3 separate regions of the Mus musculus genome follow, and regions 2 and 3 are each linked to region 1. The links are chromatin loops, found by intact Hi-C in ENCODE. Cell type or tissue: heart. All regions are shown on one strand. Region 1 holds the start of Fkbp5 (FK506 binding protein 5). Region 2 overlaps Fkbp5 (FK506 binding protein 5). Region 3 overlaps Fkbp5 (FK506 binding protein 5).

What was found. A loop is a pair of places that touch in the nucleus more often than their neighbours do. Peaks named below come from ENCODE experiments on the same cell type or tissue, not always from the same donor. Only the 100,000 strongest peaks of a DNase experiment are listed, where the experiment ranks them.
Region 2: a loop joins it to region 1, with 3 times the contacts of the local background. A loop is called at or near these places in 5 of 42 quality-filtered maps.
Region 3: it touches region 1 in a loop (2.3-fold over the local background); 3 of 42 quality-filtered maps call a loop at or near these places.

What each region holds. Positions count from the first base shown.
Region 1 is chr17:28,483,541-28,487,540 of GRCm38, reverse strand. It overlaps Fkbp5 (FK506 binding protein 5), which reads left to right and starts at 1,392. Exons shown (of 11, transcript NM_010220.4): 1 at 1,392-1,589. In heart, CTCF peaks have their summits at 303 (motif pointing left) and 1,878; DNase peaks (open chromatin) are centred at 1,370, 1,940 and 2,540; H3K4me3 peaks cover 2,147 bases; H3K27ac peaks cover 1,918 bases.
Region 2 is chr17:28,405,605-28,409,604 of GRCm38, reverse strand. It overlaps Fkbp5 (FK506 binding protein 5), which reads left to right. Exons shown (of 11, transcript NM_010220.4): 9 at 3,335-3,520. Among named protein-coding and RNA genes, the nearest start is that of Gm22146, 39 kb to the left of the region's middle. In heart, a CTCF peak has its summit at 2,026 (motif pointing left); a DNase peak (open chromatin) is centred at 2,014.
Region 3 is chr17:28,427,028-28,431,027 of GRCm38, reverse strand. Fkbp5 (FK506 binding protein 5) reads left to right here. Exons shown (of 11, transcript NM_010220.4): 4 at 1,665-1,807; 5 at 2,562-2,676. Among named protein-coding and RNA genes, the nearest start is that of Gm22146, 17 kb to the left of the region's middle. In heart, no CTCF peak of the experiment used is centred here; DNase peaks (open chromatin) are centred at 1,977 and 2,337.

The DNA of each region.
Region 1 (4,000 bases):
AGAGGTCTTTGAGGATAGGGAAGGAATGACCATACCACCATGTGGGTGATAGACATTGATATATATCATATGTGTTATATGGACATTGATATATATCACCATACAAGGTGACATGTATCTTCATAAGTTCTAAAGTGAGACAAGACAAAAGAAACCAAAACTAGGGGCTGGAGAGAAGGCTCAGCGGGTAAGAGCACTGACTGCTTTTCCAGAGGTCCTGAGTTCAAATCCCAGCAAACACATGGTGGCTCACAACCATCTGTAATGAGATCTGATGCCCTCTTCTGGTGTGTCTGAAGATAGCTACAGTGTACTTAGATATAATAATAAATAAATAAATCTTAAAAAACAAAACAAAAAACCAAAACTAAAATAAAAGCAGACATGGAACCAGGAAACATGGAATTTTCCTGTGGCTACAAAATATTCCATAGGTAATTGGGACTTTTATAGTTTCTCCTCCCCTCAAAAAACAAACAAACAAACAAACAAACCAACCAACCAACCGGGGGTCTGGAGAGATTCCCTAGCTGTTATGAGCAGTTGCTCTCACTGGTTGTTCTCCCAGAGGCTGGGAGAGCACAGGATGCTTCCAACTCCAGTGACAGGGGATTCGATGCCCTCTTCTGACCTCTGTTGGGTACTGCACTCACATAGTAAACACACACACACACACACACACACACACACACACACACACACACACACCCAGCAGGCGAAACACTCATCATAAACGTTCTTCTAAGAATCTTCTTAAAAACCGAACAGTTAGAGTTCAAGTCCCCAGGTGCAGCTCCTGAGCGTCTATAGGAGTCACCCAGACGTGGCGAGGGGGTGCCATCTCGAAGCTGACCTAGCTCAACAGCCATCCTTTGGGTTCCTTTTTGACCTCATCACCTGGGCTGCTTGCTGTGTTGGAGAGGCAGAAACCTCAAGGGAAAGCGACATCTTCACGCCCACTGGGTGTCCAGAGAGAGAGGTGCTAGGTGCTACATCGCATTTTCCCAGTCTCTAAGGAGCATCTTCAAGTTCAGGAGGTTATTTTCCGGGGTCAGCATGGCCCGACCTCTGCAGCTCGTGAAGGGCAGGCTGGGTGGACAGACAGGCAAGGCAGACGCTTGTCTGGTCAGTATTTAGTCTGGAGGCAGTGGACGACGAGGCGAGGTGTCAGTCAGCTTCCTCCATCCCTCTTCTCCGGCCCCCACAAAGGGCAAGGGCCAGACACGTGGGCAGCGGTGAAGAGGCGGAGATGCAAACGAACGGGGCGGAGCCTCATTTGCATAGGCAGTGCACGGCCACCAATCGGGACGGGCGGAGCGACAGCCCGCGCGCCTTTTGGGGGCGGATTGGCAGCCCCGTGGCCCTATGGGAGGTGGGTCCTGCGGCCGGCGGGGGCGGGACGACGGCGGGCGCTGCCCGGCGCACTAGCCGGCTTGCGGGCGCTGCCAGTCTCCGGCGGCGGTGTCCGGCGCGCGGCTGAGCGACCGAGCGTGCGGACGGAGCGGCGGCCTGCTGGGCGGGCTGAGCGGCGCGCGCGGCGGCGGAGAGACGCGGAGCGAGGGACGCGGCGGCGGCGGACGCGGCGACAGGTACGGGCGCCATGGCCGCGGGAATGGGGCGCGCGCACGCGGCGGACCCCGGAGCCAGCCCCGTGCTCGCGGTCCCGCTTCTGCCGCCCCTCGCGCGGCTTCCCCGGGATGGCGTGGACGGGACGCGCGGGAGGCCTGGGCCCCGCGTGGGAGGTGGAGCGGCCGGCGCTCTTCTCCAGCGTCTCCCTCAGCGCGGCGGCGGCGGCTCGCTCGCCCGCGCGCGGCTTTTGTTTCCCGCGCAGCCCACAGGTCCGGGGAGCCCCGTGTCGCTCCGCCACGCCGCCCTCCGGACGCGGAGGAAACTTGGCCTTCCGGAGCCCTGCAAGCCCCGCGGATAACGGAGTGCTCCGCCGCGTCCGCGGGGCCGCGCGATGGGCGTGCCGGCCGGGCACCGCCCTCACCTGCCGCTCCCGAGCCGGCTCGCACCGGGCAGGCAGGTGACCGGAGGGTCTCGGAGGTACTGAGGAGGAAGGGCTAATTAAAAGTTGTCTCGGAGGTGGCTGAGCGGGTACAGCCGCTTGCAGCCAAGCGTGACGACCTGGGTTCGATCCCGGGAACCGACATGGTAGTAGGGGAACCGACTCCAACCGCGAGTTGTCCTCTGACCTCCCTGTGTACACAGCACAAACACCACTGGCTCCGATACACATTCTCATCTCTCACCCCCGCTCTCAATAATACTAAGGAAATAAAAGTTATTTTAGGAATCTTCATTCCCTTCGCCCCAGCGGCATCACCACTCCTGTTCCGGCCATAGTCCTTGACTCCAAACCCAGCATTTTGTGTGTGTGTGTGGGATGAATCTAAGGGAGCACGTTGCATTATGACCATCTTCCTCCTCCTCATCTTCGTCTGTGGATGAGCCAGGTGGAGCGCTTGCGCCTCATTTTTTAAATAATTGGTGTCTGCAGCCATGGCGAAAGCGTTGGAAGGTACAGATCGTAAGCAGAGCGTGCAGAACTTGGGACAGCCCTCGGCGGGGCTCGGGACAGGGTGTACAGCGCTTGGCCGCCATTCAGTAAATTCTGCATGCGGCAGTTGGGAGCTGGTGGTTTGGGGATTTTTTTTTTTTTTTTTTTCCCTTCTTCTTCTTTCAGGAGTGTGTTTTCCAGCGGACCAGGGCGTTGAATAGGCACTTTCTTTGCTTCCTTTAGGGGAAGGAGAGAGTGTTTATTTCTATTGTCATCCCATTTTCTTAGGGCTGTGGACAAGGGAAAAGTTAAGGTGTGTTTGGGTTAAGCATTTTGTCTTTTCCTCCCCACTTCTTGCTGTTAGCTTTATATGTTGTTAAAAATTATAGCTTTTCCTCTTGGTGTCTGAATCAATTCAAGAAATGACTTGGAAAAAAATCTTACTTAACCGTTTTCTGTTACTCTCCCAGCTGATCCTCATTTGCCTGACTTTTTGGGGGGGGTATTTTTTTTTTGTTTGATAGTTGAAACATCAAAGTTTTATTCCTTTGTTATTGGGAGTTTACTATTCAATTAAAGCACGTATAAATTTCTGTAACCTAATACTCTCCACACAGCTTTCGCTTTGGAGTGCTACAGAAATGGTGTATTTTAACTATATTTATTTATTTATTTATTTATTTATTTATTTTTCGAGACAGGGTTTTTCTGTGTAGCCCTGGCTGTTCTGGAACTAGACCAGGCTGGCCTCGAACTCAGAAATCCGCCTGCCTCTGCCTCCCAAGTGCTGGGATTAAAGGCGGGCCCCACCACGCCCGGTTTACCTATTTTTAAATGCAAAGGTTAATAATGACACTGGTTTGTTAGCAGCACTGAGTGTTTTTAGCTTTCTTCCCCTTTGTCTTCTGATATGTCTTGTGTGGTAACTGCCTTGGGTGTAATCTATACTTCAGAAATGTTGAACTTCAGAGCACAGTTCGTTTTTATTTAATTACACTAATTGATTGAACAATCATTTTATTCATCTAGCTAGTTTGAGCTAGCTATGAGTTGGGACCACTTGAGATTGATTGATTGATTGATTGATTTTGAGACAGGGTTTCTCTGTGTAGCTCTGGCTGTCATGGAACTCTGTAGACCAGGCTGGCCTCCGAACTCAGAGATCCAACTGCCTCTGCCTCCCGGTGCTTGGGATTAAAAGCACGCGCCACCACTGTCCAGCCACTTGAGATCATTTAAAATTAATTTAGGAATATTTTCTGCAAGTTGTTTTAAAACAAAAGTTCATCAGTGGGGGCTTTTGTCATTCCAACATTTCACAAAAGGATGTTTCTCTATTTACTTTTTAGTTTTTATATCCATCTATCTATCGTCTGTGATAGATCGATCTGTCATTTGTGAGAGTACTTGGCACTGGTGTGGTTGTCAGAGGACAACTTTGGAGTTTTGTTTTCTTCTTGCCCTGTGTAAGTCCTGGACTTGAAATTCAGGTGGCTTAGT
Region 2 (4,000 bases), 78 kb after region 1:
ATCTGATGCCCTCTTCTGGTGCGTCTGAAGTCAGCTACAGTGTACTTACATATAATAATAAATAAATCTAAAAAAAAAAAAAAAATGATACTGGCTGGGTACCAAAAAGGCCCTGCAGACCGGCATGGATGACCAGGCTCGGCCCTCCCAAGAACCTGATGAGGAGAAAACACTGAGCCTTGTGGCCACAGTGATAAGATGTCACTTACAGCTGCCCCAGGGAATTACTGCCTCTCCAGAGCCCTGTCTCCTCAGGACCCAGGAACCAGTGCTTTATCCCCCAGGGCTGACACCCACACTCATTAAGTGAAATTTCGGAGTGCTGTGCCCATTGCTTGCCAGCCCACTTCCAAATTCCTGCTGTCTCCACATCAAGTGAAGGGCTTCTCGATGAGTGTTCAGAGCGGGCAGTCTTCTGCTGGGCCAAGTGATGCTGTGCAAGTGGCTGACTCCTGTCTCTGCCTTGTAGTGTGGAGACCCAAGCCAGAAGCCAGCTTTGTTGGCACACCTTTAAGCACAGGGCTCTGGAGGCAAGTGTATGTATGTGAGTTTGAGGCTAGCCTGGCCTACAGAGCAAATTCCAAACAACTAGGGCAACACAGTGAAGCCCTGCCTCAAAAAAAAAAAAAAAAGGACTTGGAGGGAACCCAAGTTTTCTTTGCTTTTTCTTTCTTTTACCAGCAGTCTTTAAACACAATTATTGGGGTTTTTGTTTGTTGTTTGGGTTTTTTTTTTTTTTTAAGATTTTATTTATATGTAAGTACACTGTAGCTATCTTCAGACACTCCAGAAGAGGGAGTCAGATCTCATTACGGATGGTTGTGAGCCACCATGTGGTTGCTGGGATTTGAACTTCAGACCTTTTGAACTCTGGACCTTCGGAAGAGCAGTCGGGTGCTCTAATCCACTGAGCCATCTCACCAGCCCCTGGGTTTTGTTTTGTTTTGTTTTGTTTTGTTTTTTATAGCACTATAAAGCAGAGACCTGAGGCTACTCTTCATGAGCCTCTGTACTGAGAAATGCTGTCACATCTACTACTGACTTACATTAGGGGGTTGGAACAAGAACACCATGTGGGACAACTGCAGAACTATGGGGCCATAGTCACCTCAAAAGAAACACTGGCAGAGACAGTGTGTATTTGTAACAAAGTTATAAACTAACGTATGACTCATGGGCAGCCAAGCAGATGGCGATAGGAGCCCTGAGCAGGGATCTGGAAATGGAGCTGTCCCTTCCATGTCATTGAGGCCAATCACCTGTGTTGCAGGGAGCCTTTCAGGGGTGATAAGTATATTTCAACATGTTTCAAATCTTCCTAAAATGACCAATCTGGATAAAATCTGGATCACTAGTCACACATACGGAACACATTATTTTTAACATGTAATCTGATAGACAGGATCTTTCAAAACATCAGTCTGTTGGGGGGAAAAAAATTAATGAAAGGTTCAAAATCACTGACCTAAGACTTACCCCAGAATGTCTCTGAACATTTTGTCTCACCAAGCACTTCCTGGAGGCTCCTTCCTCATTCTAGGTGAGGAGCAAGGCACCGCCCACCGCCGCCCCACCCCCCCACCCCCCCAGTCAGGCTGTCTGCTTCAGAGGCTGGAGGACTGCCTTCTGTCTGCTTGTCCCTTCTCCCTTCAAAGTTTAAGGAGCCTTTCTTTTGGCTGTGCTGCTCTGGCCAGCGTCATCTTCCCAGAGTATCTGACGTGATGTGTGCCATGTGCAGAGTGTGGGTGACTGTAGGGATGGGCTGGACTACAGTTCTATGTCCCTTAATATCTGCATGATCTATTCACCTGCCAGGCCAGTTTCAGCTGTGGGCAGAGAGGGACTGAATGTGGTATTTAGACTGATGTTGAAACTTCCTTTCAACCTCTGAACACTCATGCAGAGACACAGAAAGCACTGTCCTCATCCGGTTCTGAAAGTTACTGTCAGGCACTGTAGCACTGTCACTGCACAAAGGAAGGCTAAGGACGCTCTGCTGTGTGCGGGCATCTTGCGCCCCCTAGTGCTCCTTGGGAAGGAAGTGTGGCCGCGGCTGGCTGATTGTGCTTGAGAGCTGGAGTGTTGTAGGAAGAGCTCTACATCGTCATGGCTCCCTCTCCCGAGTGCAGTCAGGTCTGCCATCCCTTGTACAGTCGTACAGGAAGGGTCCTCTGTATTCAAGCTTGTAATTACTGTGCAGAAAAGAACTGTCACCTATATTCCAGGTTTACTCGTGTTGTTACAAGCTGCCATTCCGTGGTGCAGCTGTACCTACAGTAGTCAGCACGCTGTCTCCACCCCACAGTTTGTTGTTTAGGGCATGTGCTATGTACAACATTCAGTGTTTACAACTCTCAGAACTCAGTAGTAAGCAGGACCATATCTAGAGTCTGGTTACTCTGAAACAGCGCCTCACAGGGGTCACATATCAGATATCAGGTGTCTACGTTCTGATTCATAACAGTAGCAAAATTACAGTTATGAAGTAGCAACAGAAAACGTTTCATGGTTGGGAGTTTTATGGTTATGAGAAAGGGGGTCATAGCGTTAGGAAGGCTGAGAAGCACTGCCTGGGAGCTGAGGCAGGAAGACTGAGTTTGGCACTAGACTTGTCAATTTAGCAAGGCCTTTTCTGTGTGAAATAAAAACATCAGCCTAGAAATAGAGCAGGGATGGTGCTTGCTTAGTATGCATGAGGCCTTGGTACGGCGGAGGAGGCTGCTAGACCAGACAAGAGCAGGACAGTCTCTCACACGGTAAGCTTGCTCTTTAGGGTTATGTACACTGTGTGCTATCAATGGCCGTGGTCAGCACAGGGCATTCTGGCCCACCCACTCTTAACAATCACATGGTGCCGGGGTAGAGCCCCGGCACTGCAGCTCTGCCGTGCTGCCTCTGCTTTCACTGCTACTGAGAGCCGAGCGTTTGCACAATCTGCTTTAGACAGGCCTGCTGTGTGGGGACTGCCAGTTACCATATTGCAGTATTTACTATCAGTGCTGAATGCCAAGAGAAAAGAGGAAAGTCACCTCCTCTTCCATAAGCCAAATGGCTCACCATCCTTTTGAAAGACTGAGGAATGTTGGTTCCAAACAGTGTAACCTCCTGCTGCCAGGCTGAAAGAACACTGAAGCAGCCATGCGGTGGCATTACCCTGGTCCAGGCCACCTCACAGGCCAGCAGAGCTTCCGCAGAACTAGGGAGGGACAGGAGATAGAGTGGGGCTGACATGCAGAACTATTCCGTGTGAGCACTCGGCTAGGGCAGGCCACGCTCACACTTCACTGCATCCTTTCCAGATGGATACAAGTTGTTGGGGGCTTTTTTCTCCTAGGGAGGCAAGTACACGCAGGCCGTGATTCAGTACAGGAAGATAGTGTCCTGGCTGGAGATGGAATACGGCCTGTCAGAGAAGGAGTCCAAAGCCTCAGAGTCGTTCCTCCTCGCAGCCTTCCTGAACCTGGCCATGTGCTACCTGAAGCTCCGAGAGTACAACAAAGCCGTGGAGTGCTGCGACAAGGTGGGTGAGCCGTACTTCACTCTCCGTTTATCTGTGTGGCACCTCTGCCCCCTTCAGGCTGTTCCTCTATGGTCAGCATGAGCTGGGACGCCATAAAGGATGGGGCTTTTTGTGCACTACTTTTATCCTGCATTTTACATAAAGCCATTAACAGAATTGATAAGAGTCTTCATCTGTGGTCTTCCTTACCCTGGTCCTTTGTGGGAGAGGAGACAAAGAGCCTTGAGGTTCCCTCTTTATTGTTTTGTTTGCAAGGCTGGGGATTGAACCCAGGGCACTGTGCATGCTAGGCAAACACTTTACCACTGAGCCATACAGCCTACCCCCAGTGACACACTTCCTCCAACAAGCCACACTTCCTAATTTCTAATCCTTCTAATCCTTTGAAACAATTCCATTCCCTGGTGATGATGTATTCAAATATATAAGCCTGGGGGGGGGGGGAGACATTCTTATTCAGAGCATTTACCACCATGGTTA
Region 3 (4,000 bases), 57 kb after region 1:
CTAGAGGGGGAGACAGGGGAGAGCAAAGGAGAAGGAGGTCCAGGGTTAGCCTTGGTGACAGAGGAGTTGGAGGTCAGCCTTGGAGCACATAAGATTGTCTCAATAATGACAGCAGTAACAATGCCAGGCCCTTCTGTAGCAGCACTTGTGCACTGCAGGCTCCTGGAAGGGACAAGAGAAGGGTGTACTTTTATATTACAGTATCATTTCCTACCAGTTCTTGTGACTTTCACATGCACACATACAATAAGTAAAGTAGTCCATTTTAAAAGAAGAGTCAGATAGATGGGGCTGGTAAGGTGGCTGGGTGACCTCAGCCATGACCCCTGGAGCCATGTGAAGATGGAAGGAGAAACCAACTCTACCAAGTTGTCTTCTGGTGACCTCCACATGTGCACCAGGGCACAGGCACACGTCATACACAGGTCATACATTAATCACACAGGAGTGAGACAGAGGAGCGCTGGCTCATTTTTTTTTAAAAGATTTATTTATTATTATAAATAAGTCTGTCCCCAGATGTACTAGAAGAGGGCATCAGATCTCATTACGGGTGGTTGTGAGCCACCATGTGGTTGCTGGGATTTGAACTCATGACCTTTAGAAGAACAGTCAGTGCTCTTACCCACTGAGCCATCTCACAGCCCCGGCTCATTTCTTAAGATGAGGTAGAAGATTACGAGTTGAGACTAGCTGGACTGTGTAATAAGACCTTATCTCAAAAGGCCAAAAGAGAGGGAGTTATATGTGGTGGTGAATGTGAGGGCAGCAGCTTTTCTTTATTTTACTAAATAATTTATTCTTTACTAAATACCAGACTCTTTGTGTGTATATACTGTGCCATGCATTTGGGGTGGGGGCTGTTATTATGTTGTCTGGGTCAGGAAACAGATTAAACTTGCACAGGTTTGCAAAGCAAACCTAAGGTTGGAATCTGGTACTTTGAACCCCTACAGTGCATAATCCTCCCTTTAGTAATCAAGAAAGAAAGTGAAGCTATTAAATAAAAAGGAGTTCAGAATTGAATGATAATATGCTGCCATATATTGAGGTGTTGGTTTGTATTGTTTTGTTTAGGTTTTTCAAGACAGGGTCTCACTATGTAGTCCTGGCTGTCTTGGCACTCTGTATGGACCAGGCTGGCCTTGATCTACCCACCTCTGCCTCCCAAGTGCTGGGATCAGTCCCCTAGAACTGAAGTTACAGACAGCTGTGAACTGCCAGGTGGTTGCTGGGAACTGAACCTGGGTCCTTGGGAAGAGTGGCCAGTGCTCTCCACCGCTGAGCCATGTCTCCAGCCCCTAAATGAGACATAGTTCATGCTGCACATGATAAGAGTATTACTCAAGCATGGTGCACACACCTGTCTGTCATCCAGGAGTCCTAGACCCAGACACCATCTGCCAGAATTCAGAGTTCTAGGCCACCTTGTGCTGCATTATGAGGCTGTCTTAAACTTTCAGAACAAAGACTTGTAAATATTGACACTGAACAGGTTGCCTGCTACAGGTCCATAAGAGAGCAGTAAAGCTGAGTTTCTCAAGTTGGCAAGAAAGGAAACTTCCCAAATGTTACAGTTCTTATGATTTGGCAGATCTGGGGTTTGTTTGAAGATTTTCTTTGACAGATTTGGTTTTTGTTTTTGTTTTCTTGTTTTCTCTTAGGCCAGGTTATCAAAGCCTGGGACATTGGGGTGTCTACTATGAAGAAAGGCGAGATCTGCCATTTATTATGTAAACCAGAATATGCTTATGGCTCGGCTGGCCACCTCCAAAAAATTCCATCAAATGCAACTCTCTTTTTTGAGGCAAGTATGTGTAGTGCTGTGCATGTGCGGCCATGACACGGAGCTGCGCTGGCCGCTGGCAGCCTGCTCCAGCTTATTTATTTTGGAGCTTGGCTTCTTGAATTGTTTCCCACACATCCAGGGGGTGTGCCAGTGCTTTCTTAGAAATGTGTCTGGCACAAAGTGGGCATATCCAAACAAACAAAAGTCACAGATGTGGAAGTAAAAGTTCTGGTCAGTAGAGGAAGTAAGTCATATGCATCCTGACAGGCTGGAAATGGTGGTGGGGAGTGTAAAGTTGTGAAGGTTTCCGACTGTCTCCTCATATCCATCAGGAGCTGTGAGTCGTGGTCCATTGTTTACTGCGCTGAATTAATTACACATAATTGGCCAAACTGGATCTTTATCTAACACGGTGAAAGCACTTCTCAAGTCAGTTGAAGGCCAGTTTCTTAAATCTTAAGGTGGCAAGGTCACAAGTCTGGGGTGGGAAGCGGTTGTCCTCAGAGTCAGCCAAGACTGTTTTGCGCCAGCACCTTGTCCTCCTGGCCTTTTGCCCACAAGGCAGTTGTCCTACTATTTCCTGTCTGTCTTTGCACGGCAGTCCCACAGGATGCAGTCCTAGACGGTGTCATTACACGGAGTTCCTTCCAAGAACTGCAGAGTACATCGCTCTCATGTCCCACGTTACTCTTATCTAAGCTGTATAGATAAAGATGTAGCTTAAAGTTTTATAAAAATAACTGTTAAACTGGCTTTCATCTTTGCATTCTAGATTGAGCTCCTTGATTTCAAAGGTGAGGATTTATTTGAAGATTCAGGCGTTATCCGTAGAATCAAACGGAAAGGCGAGGGATACTCAAACCCAAACGAAGGAGCAACGGTAAAAGGTGAGTAGTGAGTACTGCCGGGAGCCAGCCTTCCCTGAGGAAGGAGACATGCTTCTAAGAGAAAAAGTCATTAAACTGTCTATAAGAAGAAGAAAATCTATCTAAAACAACTAGAATGATTTTCTTGATTTTAGCATGTATATAATATTTAGACCAATATTTTATTACACAAGTCTAGTTTGGGTTTAGTTATTTTCTTCTTGCAGTGTTATAGGTAACATGTCATTCAGGATTGGTTCTAAACAAAGAAGCTCTCAACCAGGAACAGGAAATTGGGATCTAAGGCTGGCTCTGCACCTCTGGGCCTCTCCTGCGCCCTCACTTCTTCCAAGACTGAGGCTGTGCTGGGCTTCTTGGTCTCAAAGGCTCTGCGAGCCCCAAAAACCCACATTGGGAGTCGTGCTTATGAAAGTCGAAAAGGCTAGAGACAGCTGTGACACAGCCACTTAAAAGCTTACTCATAACATGTTTTCATCGTTTATTATGAAAAATTCAAATCTATACACCAGGGTTTTTCCTGTGCTGTGGGAACTCCTCCAGAGTCAGTGATTCATAACAACTTGTTTTGTTTTGATTTAGTTTTTGAGACAGGGCATTTGTTGAGACCAGGAAGTTAATAGGGCCATCCCCTGTCCCACTCTCGTTACCATACTAACTTCTTTTCTAGTCTGGATACAAATTCAAAACCTGGAGCTGCATTTAGCCCTCATGGCTTTATTCTATTCCAATGAATTAGTCTTCCATCTTTGTTTCCTGTGACTTTGACACTTTTTTGTTTTTGTTTGTTTGTTTGTTTGTTTTTCGAGACAGGGTTTCTCTGTGTAGCCCTGGCTGTCCTGTAGACCAGGCTGGCCTCAAACTCAGAAATCTGCTGCCTCTGCCTCCCGAGTGCTGGGATTAAAGGCGTGTGCCACCATCGCCCAGCAACTTTGACATTTTTGAAGACAACTTTCCATTTGCTAGAGAATCCCATAGTTGTTGTCTTATGCCCACAGGGACTAGATTGAGCTATTAGAAAATGCCCTGTGCGTGGCGCTATGCCCTCTTTAGCTCATCATTATCATCATCACCACCATCATCACCATCCCTGTCAAGAGGCATGTGGTGACTTGGCACTGGTGACTGAGGGCTAGGGTAGAGCCTCCCATGCTTCTCTTTTGTCAAGTTATTCTTTGTTGTGAGTGCTGAGTGCTTCAGAAACGGAATGCTGGGAAGCCCCCAGCCTCTCCACAGCGTCCACAATGCACTGCGTCCACAATGCACTAGTGAGGTCTCTGGACAGCAGTTATCACTGTGCTGTGTGATTGGTGGTAACTTTCTCATT